Regions from separate parts of the Mus musculus genome. Here region 2 is linked to region 1. Evidence: chromatin contacts called from ENCODE Hi-C or POLR2A ChIA-PET data. All regions are on one chromosome and are shown on one strand. Each heading gives the region's core, a stretch centred on a gene start or an enhancer-like site at or near the end of the contact. The rest is flanking DNA. Distances are from core to core; before and after follow the strand shown.

The links. Hi-C counts contacts between places; a loop is a spot of excess contacts on that map. ChIA-PET counts read pairs that join two places held with the same protein, here RNA polymerase II (POLR2A).
Region 2: POLR2A ChIA-PET joins it to region 1 with 15 read pairs in embryonic stem cell. The contact joins the promoter of Zpbp here to the promoter of Fignl1 in region 1. A Hi-C loop is called at or near these places in 3 of 37 maps with a recorded cell type or tissue (T-helper 17 cell and v-Abl transformed pro-B cells). POLR2A ChIA-PET finds 5 or more read pairs at or near these places in 1 of 5 experiments (embryonic stem cell).

The regions. Positions count from the first base shown.
Region 1 is chr11:11,805,969-11,811,966 of GRCm38, forward strand. Fignl1 (fidgetin-like 1) reads right to left here and starts at 2,994. Exons shown (of 3, transcript NM_021891.3): 1 at 2,927-2,994; 2 at 128-247.
Region 2 is chr11:11,460,385-11,466,123 of GRCm38, forward strand. It overlaps Zpbp (zona pellucida binding protein), which reads right to left and starts at 2,035. Exons shown (of 8, transcript NM_015785.2): 1 at 1,680-2,035. The coding sequence starts at 1,980. Spata48 (spermatogenesis associated 48) reads left to right here and starts at 3,360. Exons shown (of 9, transcript NM_001347068.1): 1 at 3,360-4,442. The coding sequence starts at 3,872.

The DNA of each region.
Region 1 (5,998 bases), core at 1,744-4,243:
TGTTCATATTTTTCTGAAGGAACCATTGTGAGAATCAAATCAGGTGATTATGAAAATGATTTGAAGACTTGTACCCCTGCTATACAAATGTGGAAATTGAGCTGAGAGAGTTAAAGAACTGACTCACTAGAGAGAACTCTGCTGATTATGACCAACGGCAGAAATCAAGGCCGAGTTCCAAGTGAAGCAAGGTCTATGTACTTTACCAGGCACTGAACACTTCTCGATGTTATCAGCACAGGATGAGCTGCATGGAACAGAAAGATGGTGACATGTTTCATATCTTTAATGATTTATCGTGAATAAACACTTGAAACATGATGGCACAAATCTTCCAAATTTTCCCCCATTTCTCAGTGTTAAAAATTAAAACCTATAAAAAATAAACTCTAAGAATAAGCCAAATAGTCTACTAGATAGGGGTTTTATTTCAGATTTTTCCTGAGATAGTCTCATAAGCCCCTTCACATTGTTGTAAAGAATCTTAGGGAAATATACAATGGGGCCAAGGAGAGAGCTTAGCACAGGCCTGCCAAGTTAAGTTCTCAGGCCTACGTGGTTCCTGAAAGCAGTCCCCTGCCATCCACATGCACAGCTTGACACAAATGTGCCCAACCTACCACTAAATAATGAAAAAACTACTTTTGTAATGTACAACTTTTTGCCTAGATACTAAGATGAAAAAATTTTAAGAAAACCATTTGGTTCCCTAAGAACTATGATAAAGCAAAAGAATATCTACATTTTAAATTTAATTTCTATTTATCTGGAAGTACAGCTAAATAATCAATACTTTCTATGTGAGCTATATTTAATACAGCTTTGATGGTGGTGATGGTGGTAGGTTTTTGAGAAAGGGTTACTCTGTGTACCCTGGCTGCCCTGGAACTCACTCTGTAGACCAGGCTGGCCTCAACCTCACCTGTTTCTGAGATTCACCTGTTTCTGCCTCTGAAGCACCGGGAGTAAAAGGGTAACCACTCCTGGTTAATATAGCTATTATCTCTGACAATGCTGTGGAAAAAATTTACCACATTATAAGTAGGTAAGCATACATCTCTGCTTATAATAATGGGAAACTTAACATCTAGTCAAACTGTTACTTAAATTGAAACTGGATCAACAGTTCTGAGGCAAGTAAGTAGCCCTGCTTTCATCTGCTTTAACCTTATTTTACTCTCCATTATACAACACCAGAAATAAGAACCTGAAGGAAGCCAGGCATGGTGGCGCACGCCTTGAATCCCAGCACTCGGGAGGCAGAGGCAGAGGCAGGTGGATTTCTGAGTTCGAGGCCAGCCTGGTCTACAGAGTGAGTTCCAGGACAGCCAGGGTTACACAGAGAAACCCTGTCTCAAAAAAAAAAAGAACCTGAAGGAGAAGTAACTTGGAAAATATCCTCCACAAAGGTTCGCAATGATTATAATTATCTTTATAGCTTCATTTCAGTCTATCACCTAAAATCACCTATTCTAGTCATTCTCCAAAAACTGTCCTCTTCCACCACCATCTTTGTATTTAGAAGTTATCGACCAAGTTTTCCTTCCTTTCCAGTCAGTCATATCCCACAACTACATACAACCCAAAACAGTCTGTTGCTCAATGACACAAGTACTGACCGTATTATCTAACACTTCTAAGTCATTTTAACCTTTGTGCTTGATAGAAATCTATAAAGTATGGGCAACCGAGTTACATTTCAATTTTCTTTACTTTGTTAATTTTCTGATTAAGAATGTTTTGGTCATTCAAACTAGACAGGAAGCTTCTGCAAACAAGAACTACTTCTCATTGTATTTAGATTTTCTTTAGTACGTAGTTCATGGTATCCACTAAAATGATTAAAAACTGGAGGGCCTACTATATTCCAGACATCATTTTTGAACTTTACAGAACTCTAGTTTACTAGTGGCAAAGTAGCATAGGAATTTAGAACACAGGATCTGAAGCTGTAAGACCTAGCTTTAGACACTGGACATAAAAGTTTTAATTAATTGTAATAAATTGGGGAAGTCTGAGAGCAACTTGCAGGAACTGAATTTTCTCTTTTTACCAGGACAGTTCTTAGGGATTCAGGTCCTCAGGTTCGGCAGCTTTGACCCACTAAGCCATTTCCCAGGCCCTGAATTCTGAATACATAATCTGTTCTTTCAGCAGTGACTCTGAGAATATCTCTTAAGCTATGTCGTCACCTGGGGAGAAACAGCGTGCACCATTATTTAGCTGACAGGTTGTTGCATTATAGGGTCCCCAGAACTTAGAAATATGATAGATTATGAATTATTATTTCTTCCCTTTGGAAGGTTCCCCCCTCAGGCCGTAGCGACTGCGTATGGCCTGGAACCAGTTATCACAACTGAAAAGTATCTTTAGTCCAACTGCTCGGGGTCAGGAGTGTGTCTGATTTCTAGGTATTGACACATACATCAGGTAGGGGACTCCATTCTAAATACAACTCACGTATACTTAAAATATACATTAGCTACATAACCAGACGGTTAACTGTAGATACTATTTTCTGAGCAGGAATGAATTTAAAAAAAAAAAAAAAGTTTCATGATGAGGATGTTATTTTAGGCGTCAAGTTCAGATGCTGGAGCATTTCTGATTTTCGGAGAAAATTCACCTGTGTTAGTATTGCCGAAAGCACGAAACTCAAAATGAGTACATTTAGGTGGCAAACCAGCTACAGCATTCCCAGCAGTCCTAGCGGGGGGTAGCTGTGGCTGACTGACCCCAAACCGTCACGCCCAACGGCGTCCCTCAGCCCCAGCCGCCGTCTGGCCGCGGGCTTCCCAAGGCCACCCTCTCCGACAACCCGAGGCCAAGAACGGACAGAAGAAAACAAAACCAAAGTACACCCGGCATGGCAACCACAGCCTCCGCCCGCCGGCTTAGCGGCGAACAGCAGCCTACCGGGGCCCACCTGTGCTCCCTGCCGGGACCGCAGCCACCGAAAAGCGCGCCTTTCGAAGTGCGCCTGCGCGAAGTGACGGCTCGGCCCGCGTTGCGCATGCGTGTAGAGTAAGGGCGGCTGAGCGCGCGCTGCACGCAGCGTGAGGGCGGAGTCTCGGAAGGCCTGAGGTCACCGCCCAGGCCTTAACGCGGGAATTTGGGTTTCCGGCCCGCGCTCTATGAGGGAGATTTAGCCCGCGCGGTGGCGATAAATCTAAGCAAACCCTTGGCTTCCCGTTCACTGCAGCCTTAATATGTTCTTTTTGCCGAGCTAGGTGCTGCAAAGGCACCTAGGCAGAGGCAGTGAGAGAGGAAAGAAAGCTCAGGAGTGTAGAGAGCACGAGTCCCCTGGGAGGGCGAAAGCGGCCCGGGAGGGGGAAGGGGAGGTGTAGCCTCCGGGCCGCCACTCCAGAGCCTGCCCGCCCCGGCGCCCTCCGGCCTTAACCAGTTCAGCAGCAGCTATCAAATAGTGAGACTCGAATACAGGAAGGTTTAGCAAAGGCTACAGCCAGCATTAGACGGAATACCGAGATTACCGAAGTAGTAGCTGGCAGGGGTCCAGTAAGAACTGAAGAGCTTTTTTTTTTTTTTTTTTTTAAAAAAACTAATCGTAGGTAGCTAAAACATGGACAGTCCTGGAGTCACCGAGGGAACTTTCCCCTCATAGCTTTGGGCCCCACCTCACCCCACCCCCACCTCTCTATTACCAACCAAGACGGCTTGCAATTTGGGGAGAGGTCACCAAGGGTTAGGTTCTTAATTGTTTGTATAGGCATAACAAGCCATTGGGTCAGGCTCCAAGCAGTCGGGAGCTGATTGTCAGAGAGGGGAGAGGAGGGGGGCTGTGCTGGGTTGTTGGGTGGTTTTTTTTTTTTTTTTTTTGGTTTCTTTGTCTACAACCCTCATCGCTAAGCCTGCCTGTTTTCACTGGGAAAACTGTACTTTTCTTTTATTCATCCTATCTCCTTCAAATACTGACCAACACTCCTAACCCTGCTTGCTCTACGGCTCTGGGCATTTTTAATCAGGCTGAAGACCTTCCTTACCCATGCAGCCATTCCCAGGCCTGCATTGTTGAGCCTGCCTGCCTTTCTGACCTTTAACTCCAAAAGCATGGTCTCTTTTCCCCTTATCCGTCTGCCTCCTCCAGAGGCTGCCAACATGTCTAGCTTGTCTTATTTTTCCCCTAAATTCAAAATTGCCTTTCGGTTTCCTACTGAGTCTGGGTTTTGTTTTGTTTTAATTATTTTTTTATAAGACCAGGAATCCTGCAAAAAGCAACATTATTCTCTGGCGTCCGTCTTTTTTAAATTGGCTTTGTTAGGCTCACAACCCAGTGTCTACTGTGGAAGAGTTTAAGGCTTAAGCTATGCAAGTAGTAAACTTGCTGACCGAGAACACAAACTGCTTTTGATAGACTCTATTTTCATGGTCAGAAGTTATTGGACCTGCAAGAAAGAAATTGCCACCTAAGCAGACAGAACTGGTCCTTGGTGGGAGAGCTTCTTCTTGTTTATGTATTTATGAGTTTATAACCATAATCTCAGACAATGCTTGTTACAGTTCAGCTGGCTAATTTGTTTTGATCAGAGAAAATAAAATGATCCCAAATAATATGCATCCTCTGCCAGAAAAATTGTGTTTGTAAGCTAGCAAGATGTCTCAGGTAAAGGTATTTATTTCCTGTGCAACCTTGGTGGCCTTAGTGTGGCTTCCAGAACCCACGAAAAAGTGGAAGGATTCAAAACAACTCCACACAGTTGTCCTTTGACTTCTAGGCACATGTCCTTTCCCCACAAACACACAATAATAAGTGTTTATAAAACTGTGTTTGGCCGGGCATGGTGGCACACGCCTTTAATCCCAGCACTCGGGAGGCAGAGGCAGGCAGATTTCTGAGTTCGAGGCCAGAGGTCTACAAAGTGAGTTCCAGGACAGCCAGGGAAACCCTGTCTCAGGGAAGAAAAAAAAAAACTATGTTTGTAAGCAATGTGAGAAGTGGGCTGTTGTAGAGATAGGAAAGAAGATGGGACAAAATTAAATCTGTCTCTTTTTCTGAGATTCCCCGAGTACAGTTGGATCCTGAAATCCACTTCAAACATGCCTTGGTGAAAGAGGACCCGTGAAGATTGGAGATGTAGCCAGCCATTCCTCGGATATACAGTCTAACATGAATGGAACATACAGTCCTAATGAAAAGTTTTCATTAGACGGTGCTCTCCCCTACGACCAGAGGCAGAATTTTAACAAGTCTGACAAAGTTCTCGTTAGCCTTTATATTCCCGAACGGGGCAACCTTCACTCTACAAAACAGAACAAGAGCCGGTACTGGGCAGGAACAGAAGGGTGAGCTTCGTAACGCAGGGAGCCGAGCCTGTCGGAAAGGAGCTGACAGGTTGATTCAGCTCACTTCAGCTCATTTCTCTTGTGAGGTTAGAGCAGACTTAGTCAAGCTGAGGTAGTTTGGCCTCTGGCTGCTGTGAATTTGCTGTGTTTAGGAAAAACTGGTCCATGTGTGGACTCTTCTGCTTCTAGTTTGAACAGGCTATGGGGTCATGCCATAATTCTTCTTGTGACTGTTTATTGCATGTCTGCTTTGGGGAACAACACAAGTTTCTTTAAAAAGACCTTTTCAAATATTACCAGTTTATGCAAGCAACTTACTTTGCTAGTAATTTTGTATTGTTTTTCCCATTACTTTTTACAAGGGTAGGTTATGGCACACAGAGAGAAGTGCTCAAGAAACAGATTTTGATACCAAAGAAGTAAACACTATTAATATTTGGGAATTTATATTATTCATTTAAAAAAATTAATACAGCAATCATTAGGCCAAAATGCTATTGGGTAAGTACCATGTTTCCTCAAATGTGAACTTTCTGAGTAGAATACCAGTAATACCATTTTTGAGTTTATGCCATTGATTGGATTCAATCAATGTTAAAAGTTCAATCCTGCCTTGCCTTGGGGTCTTGTCCTATATCCCTTTCCCAGGTCCTTCTATCTCGGCCTTTTCTGTGTGCTGACTCGTATTCAGTCAGCC
Region 2 (5,739 bases), core at 785-3,284, 350 kb before region 1:
GGAAAGTTACTTTAAACTTCAAGTCTAAGGGTTTTCATCTGCAAAATGAGACTGACAATTGCAGCCTTATAGAATTATCATCGGAGATATGAAGTGCTATGTAATTACAGCCTTTACCAGTCACAGTTTACATGTTAAGATACTAAAAGCTTATCCTGTTTTTGATAGACCTTATCAAAAAAAAGGAAAGTCAGGCAATGTTTTTAAACAAAAACACAAATTTCATTACCACGTATGAGGCCAAGAGCCATACTCAACTCCATCTTTTTCACGCAGAATAATTAGACAATCTATTCTCACAGGACTCTTTGTGCCCATCACTTGAACTTTAGTGTTCGATGAGAGTAATCTTTTATATCCCTCTCCCCATCCTAGCTTCCTTTCTGTGCCTGTGATAAACACCACGCCCCAAATCAACCTGGGAGAAGACTAGTGAGGACTGATTTCCCCTGGCAGGTTATTTCTCTCCTTTTTTGTTTTGTTATGCTTTGTTTTAGTATTACATTTTTTAATTAGGTATTTTCTTCATTTACATTTCCAATGCAATCCCAAAAGTCCTCCATACCCTCCCCCACCACTCCCCCACCCACCCACTCCCACTTCTTGGCCCTGGCGTTCCCCTGTACTGAGGCATATACAGTTTGCAAGACCAAGGGGCCTCTCTTTCCGATCCAGGAAAGCAAAGGCATCCAGGACTCAAACCCAGACTTGGAGGCAGCAGGCTAAGCGGAAGCACGGGGGAATAGTGCTTACCGACTAGCTTCCTCTGGCTTGCTCAGCCTGCTTTCTGACATTGCCTGGGACCACCTGCCCAGGGATGACACCACCTCCCAGAGGACCGGCCCCTCCCACATCAAAAGCAATTAAGAAAAATACCCCCACAGACCGCTCATACGTCAATCTGATAGTCAAATCTTCAATTGAGGTTTCCTATTCCCTGGTAACTACAGATTGTGTCAAGTTAAAAAAAAAATAAAAAACTAGTAAGCATGCCCCATTTCTTTCCTTTAACCACAGTATCCCTTTCTTCACACTTCTTCTACATCTGTATCCTTGGTTACTTTATAGTTCTCTTATTTGAATAAACTTTAACTCTGACAAATGTACCTTTAGTACATTTAGGATCTATGGGACACAGATTATTGCTAGTAAGTCTACAATTTCAACATAAAGAGAGGGAGAGGGAGAGAGACCAAACCTTGCTAGCTAAAAAGCCAATCTAGTAAGCGCTCATTTCTTTCTCCGATATATATTTTTGAAACTAGGATACGTGTTTCCAACTACACCCTGCATTTTACATCCAGAACCAACAGAGGGCGCTGCACTATCAAGGATGGTCTAAAAGCTCACTAGGTTCACAGCACAAATTCAGTACTATACAGAGCTACATAGACTCGCTCTGAAACACACGGCTGGCAATGACCCACGAACTGAAGTTTTATTAAGGCACTTTTAAAGTTCGGATAATCTCTTGGAGCAGGGCCTCCTTCACGAGCCCACAGAGGTCTTTTCTATGCAAATGTAGTTTTCAAGATTCCTACACAAAACTAGGCTCACTGGGGCTGTCCCTGCCAGAGAGGGTGTCCTTGTGTAGTCGGAGTCACGTGACACGGGGCCAACGCAATTCTCGTGAGGAGCCGCGGCAGCCAGAGCTCCCGCCATGCGGCGCCGAGCCTCACCTGCAGGGGGCGCCCGCAGCAAGGCGCAGAGCAGGACGGCGGCCAGCGACAGCGGCGAGAGCACGGAGCCCGAGGCCCCGGCCCGCCGCCGGCCCCGCGGAGCCCGGCCCGGGGCCAAGGCCTCCATCCACACGCCGCCGACGGCCGAGCCTCGGCGCAGAAGGTCGTTACCTGGCGCGCGCCCACCCGCCGCCGGAAGTTGGCAGACGGCAGGCCGGAAGGACGGACCGACGGACGCGCCACTTCCGCTCGGGTGATGTGCGGGAGGTGTGCTAGCTTGGGACCCAGCTTGGGTACACATGGGAGGCAAGAGGTCGATCCCCTAGGGGCTCCCTTGACTTCGAGGCCCCGCACCACTAAGGAAACCCTCCAGAACCTGGCTGGTCTGAGATTCCAAAGCGAGAAGAATCTTGTGTCGCAAAGTTCTAACCTTTGCCTTCCCGTGGTGTCTGTGTGCAGAGGAGAAGCCCCTCTTATTACCTTAGCAGTGGATTGAGTTTCAGCCTTTAGGTGCCTAATGGCAGCAGATCCTGAGAACGGATGACTTAATGAATGTACACCTCTCATAAACTTCCTGGCTATAGTAATGCCAATGCATGAAGTTCCTGACTGTTGTAATGCGAACGATTGTGCATTATCAGTGTGTGGGACTTAATAGAAAATGCATGCAGTGAACACCTAGGAGAAATTAAAGGTATTGCCTTAAAAAGTGGCATGATGGGAAAATGGAGGAAATAGACCTTAGATGACATTGACTTTCATGCAGTACTCGGCTTGGAAGATCATCCTCAACTTGGATTCAGGAAAACATAAAGAACCAGCTCACGGACCGTTTAGAATGAGAATGTATTTAAATTGAAAGAATCATACATCTTTTCTGCCTTTGGAAGGATTTAATGATAGTCCAACTAGGATAAAAATAAATTTTATACAAATATATAGAAACACTAGAAGCAGGCTGTTAAATGTTTTCACTTTTAATATGAAGAGATGGGTAATACGGAGTGGAGTAAAAACTTACTGACCTTCGTGTTTTGGATAAACTGTCCAGGACCTTATGCTGAAAACTTACCCATTTATTTCAACGTTATTGCTTGTTTTGTTGTATATTGCAAATTTTCAGTCATCATCATAGGTGGTCGTGGCTACATTCTGCTTATCCTTACTATCATACAATTGATCTGATTTAAATATTCTATACCTGACTCTTGTAGAAGCTTACCTTCTTTATTTAAGGAGGTGTGAGCTATTACCCTTCGGATTGTAATAATTAAACTTAGTTGCAATTTTCATGCAAAACCAAATTGTCTAGTTAAAAAACAGCTCTTAAGTGGACTGCTATGCTTATCGTTTAAAATAGATCGTTTTTTATGCTGCCATTTACTGAAATAACATAAATACCTCATTGTTTTCGTTCTAAGAATTGTGGTAACTTAAAGAAACTGCAGATAATTTAAGGCATTTAAGAATGGACTTTTACATTGGCTATGATTTATGAATTATTTTTCTTAAAAATCAGTATACTATATCTTCCTTGTTAGCGTATTTAAATTAAACATATACCAATGTTTATAATTTATTCCAACCCGAAAAGTTATTTCTAGTTTGTGTGTGTTTGTGTGTGTGTGTTTGTGTGTGTGTAGGAGAGAGAGAGAGAGAGAGAGAGAGTATATATGAAAGAGAGAGACTGTATATGTATTCACTACATCAACTTCAGTATATTCTTTCAGTTACTATCTTGCCCACAAAATATGAACATGTTAAATTTTTACATATACATGTGTGTGTGTGCATGTGTGTGTGTATTGGTTTCCTGAGCATTGGAGAAAAAGGTATAATGGAAATATTACTAGGACTTTTTTCTGTGGTTTGCCTAAAGAATTCCATTATGATGTACATAATAAGTAGTTCCGTGAGCTATGGTTCTACCTGTTGCCAAGCAGCAAAGGCTCTTTTTGTGTTTTTTTATTATTATTATTATGTCCTATTTCTATACTGGCCTATCTCCCTTTCAGCAGAAAAAAATTACCTTAAGACTTTTTAAATGACTAACATTTAGAAAATTGAATTAATTTTATGGTGGATTAATCCTAATCTTCCATTACTGGAAATATGGGTTTTTAATAGTTAAATGGTAAAAAAAAAAAAAAAAAAAAAAAACAAAGGAATTTAATTCATAATCCTCAAAACTGATGAGACAGTACATGGATATGGAGGTCAAGACCATGCCTGGGAAGATCAGTATCCCTAGAAGGTTCATCTTCTCAGAAGGAAAGGCTATTGAGCATCCAGATTACCCGCACTACAGTAACCTCTTACAGAAAATGAACATGCCCTCTGTGAAAGGACTTGAAGACAGACATAACTGTGTCAGATTTGAAAAGAAATGCAACCCTACATTTTTAAAATTTCATCCTTATCCACCTTCAGTCTTGCCGGACTATCATCTTCACTACCCCTATCCCCCACCATATGGGAGGGCATATCCATTAGCACCATTGCGTGACGATGTGCCCTTGGGTGACCCCTGCTCAGGATTTATGAGTCCTGGTGGAGATGCTAATTTAAAGCCTAATATAGGCAGAGCCATACCAAACCTGGTGAGTTTCCATGATGTGAAACCTCAAAATCGAGTTCCTAGACCAGACAAAGGATTTCAAACAACAATAAAAAGGCAAACAATACTTGCAGAAGAACTAAAACAGGATAGGAGATGGAATTCCAGGAAAGTGCCAGACATTTCCATCAAGGCAAAGCTTGGAGGTAAGTAAAGCAACATAGTTTTTATATGTTCTTCAAGTGACGCAAAGGAGAATGAGCTTGAGATTTTTTTAAATTTTAGCAGTTAAATTGACATAAAATGACTGAACAAATTATTTTCAATTGGATTTTAAGAAGGTCTTACAAGTGATACAATGTATAAATCTGCTTGTAAAACACAAATGATTTTTTTTAATTTAAGTTTAATTGGTCAACAGCAAATATATTAACAATTAATTTATTTTAATTATACAGATAACTTATTTTACAAAAGAGGGTCCATGTGTCAGGGTAAATTGTATAAAAGCTTCCTTCATTGTTTCTCTCCCTTGTAATCAATCTGCTGGTTAAAAAGTTAGATTACATGGACTGAAATTAAATGGAAAAGATTAAAGTAAATTGGATAAGAACAGGAACTAAAGAGAAGCAAACCCCTCATAAGTAGTGTTGTGCTTCCAATGGCTGAATTATTGGTGCCACTCTCATCTGTACTATGATTCTCTGGACAGAGATGCAGTGAAAAATATCTCCAAAGGAAAACCACAGCTATTTCCTGTGTAGGGAAGTGTGCATGGTAGGCAGGGAAGGTGTGATAAAAGATTAAAATCTTTGACTATAGGAAAAGGTCAGACCTTTGGCTGGGGTGCTTTGGCTTGCTACTGTGTCAGAAATTACAGAGTTCATCTTCAGCTCTCACCTAAAACCTTAGAGGATAAAGAATGACAATGTATGATGAAGGACAAGGCCACCGCATGTCTGCACAGTAGAAATGCATTCTATCTGATATTCTGCCCAGAGATGGACCATGAAAAGAGCACTCAGCGTGACTCCAGCCTCACCCTCCAACTGGTTTTAAACCTGGAAAGGCATAAGCAAAGAATGTGTTATGCTTTTCATATATCATTCAATATATGGTTGTCTTAAAACAACCATAGGAAGTTCCTGAGTTATAGAATACCTATATAGAGTATTAACAAAGTCAATAGATTTTAAGAGTTGGTTATCTGAAAATTTTATCCAGGGAAATATGCTACTGATAATCAAATACAACAAATAGTAAACACTATGTTCTTAGAGATTGAAAAGGAGCTTGAACTCATAGTTTATTACTAAGAACTCATCATTAAAAGAAATGAAGTTGGCTGAAGAGATATCTCAGTGGTTAAGAGTACGGACTGAAAAAAAAAAAAAAAAATGAGTACGGACTGCTCTTCCAGAAAATACAGGTTCAAATCCCACATGGCAGCTCACAACTGACTATAACTCCAGTTCCAGGGGACCTGACACTCTTACACCTAAT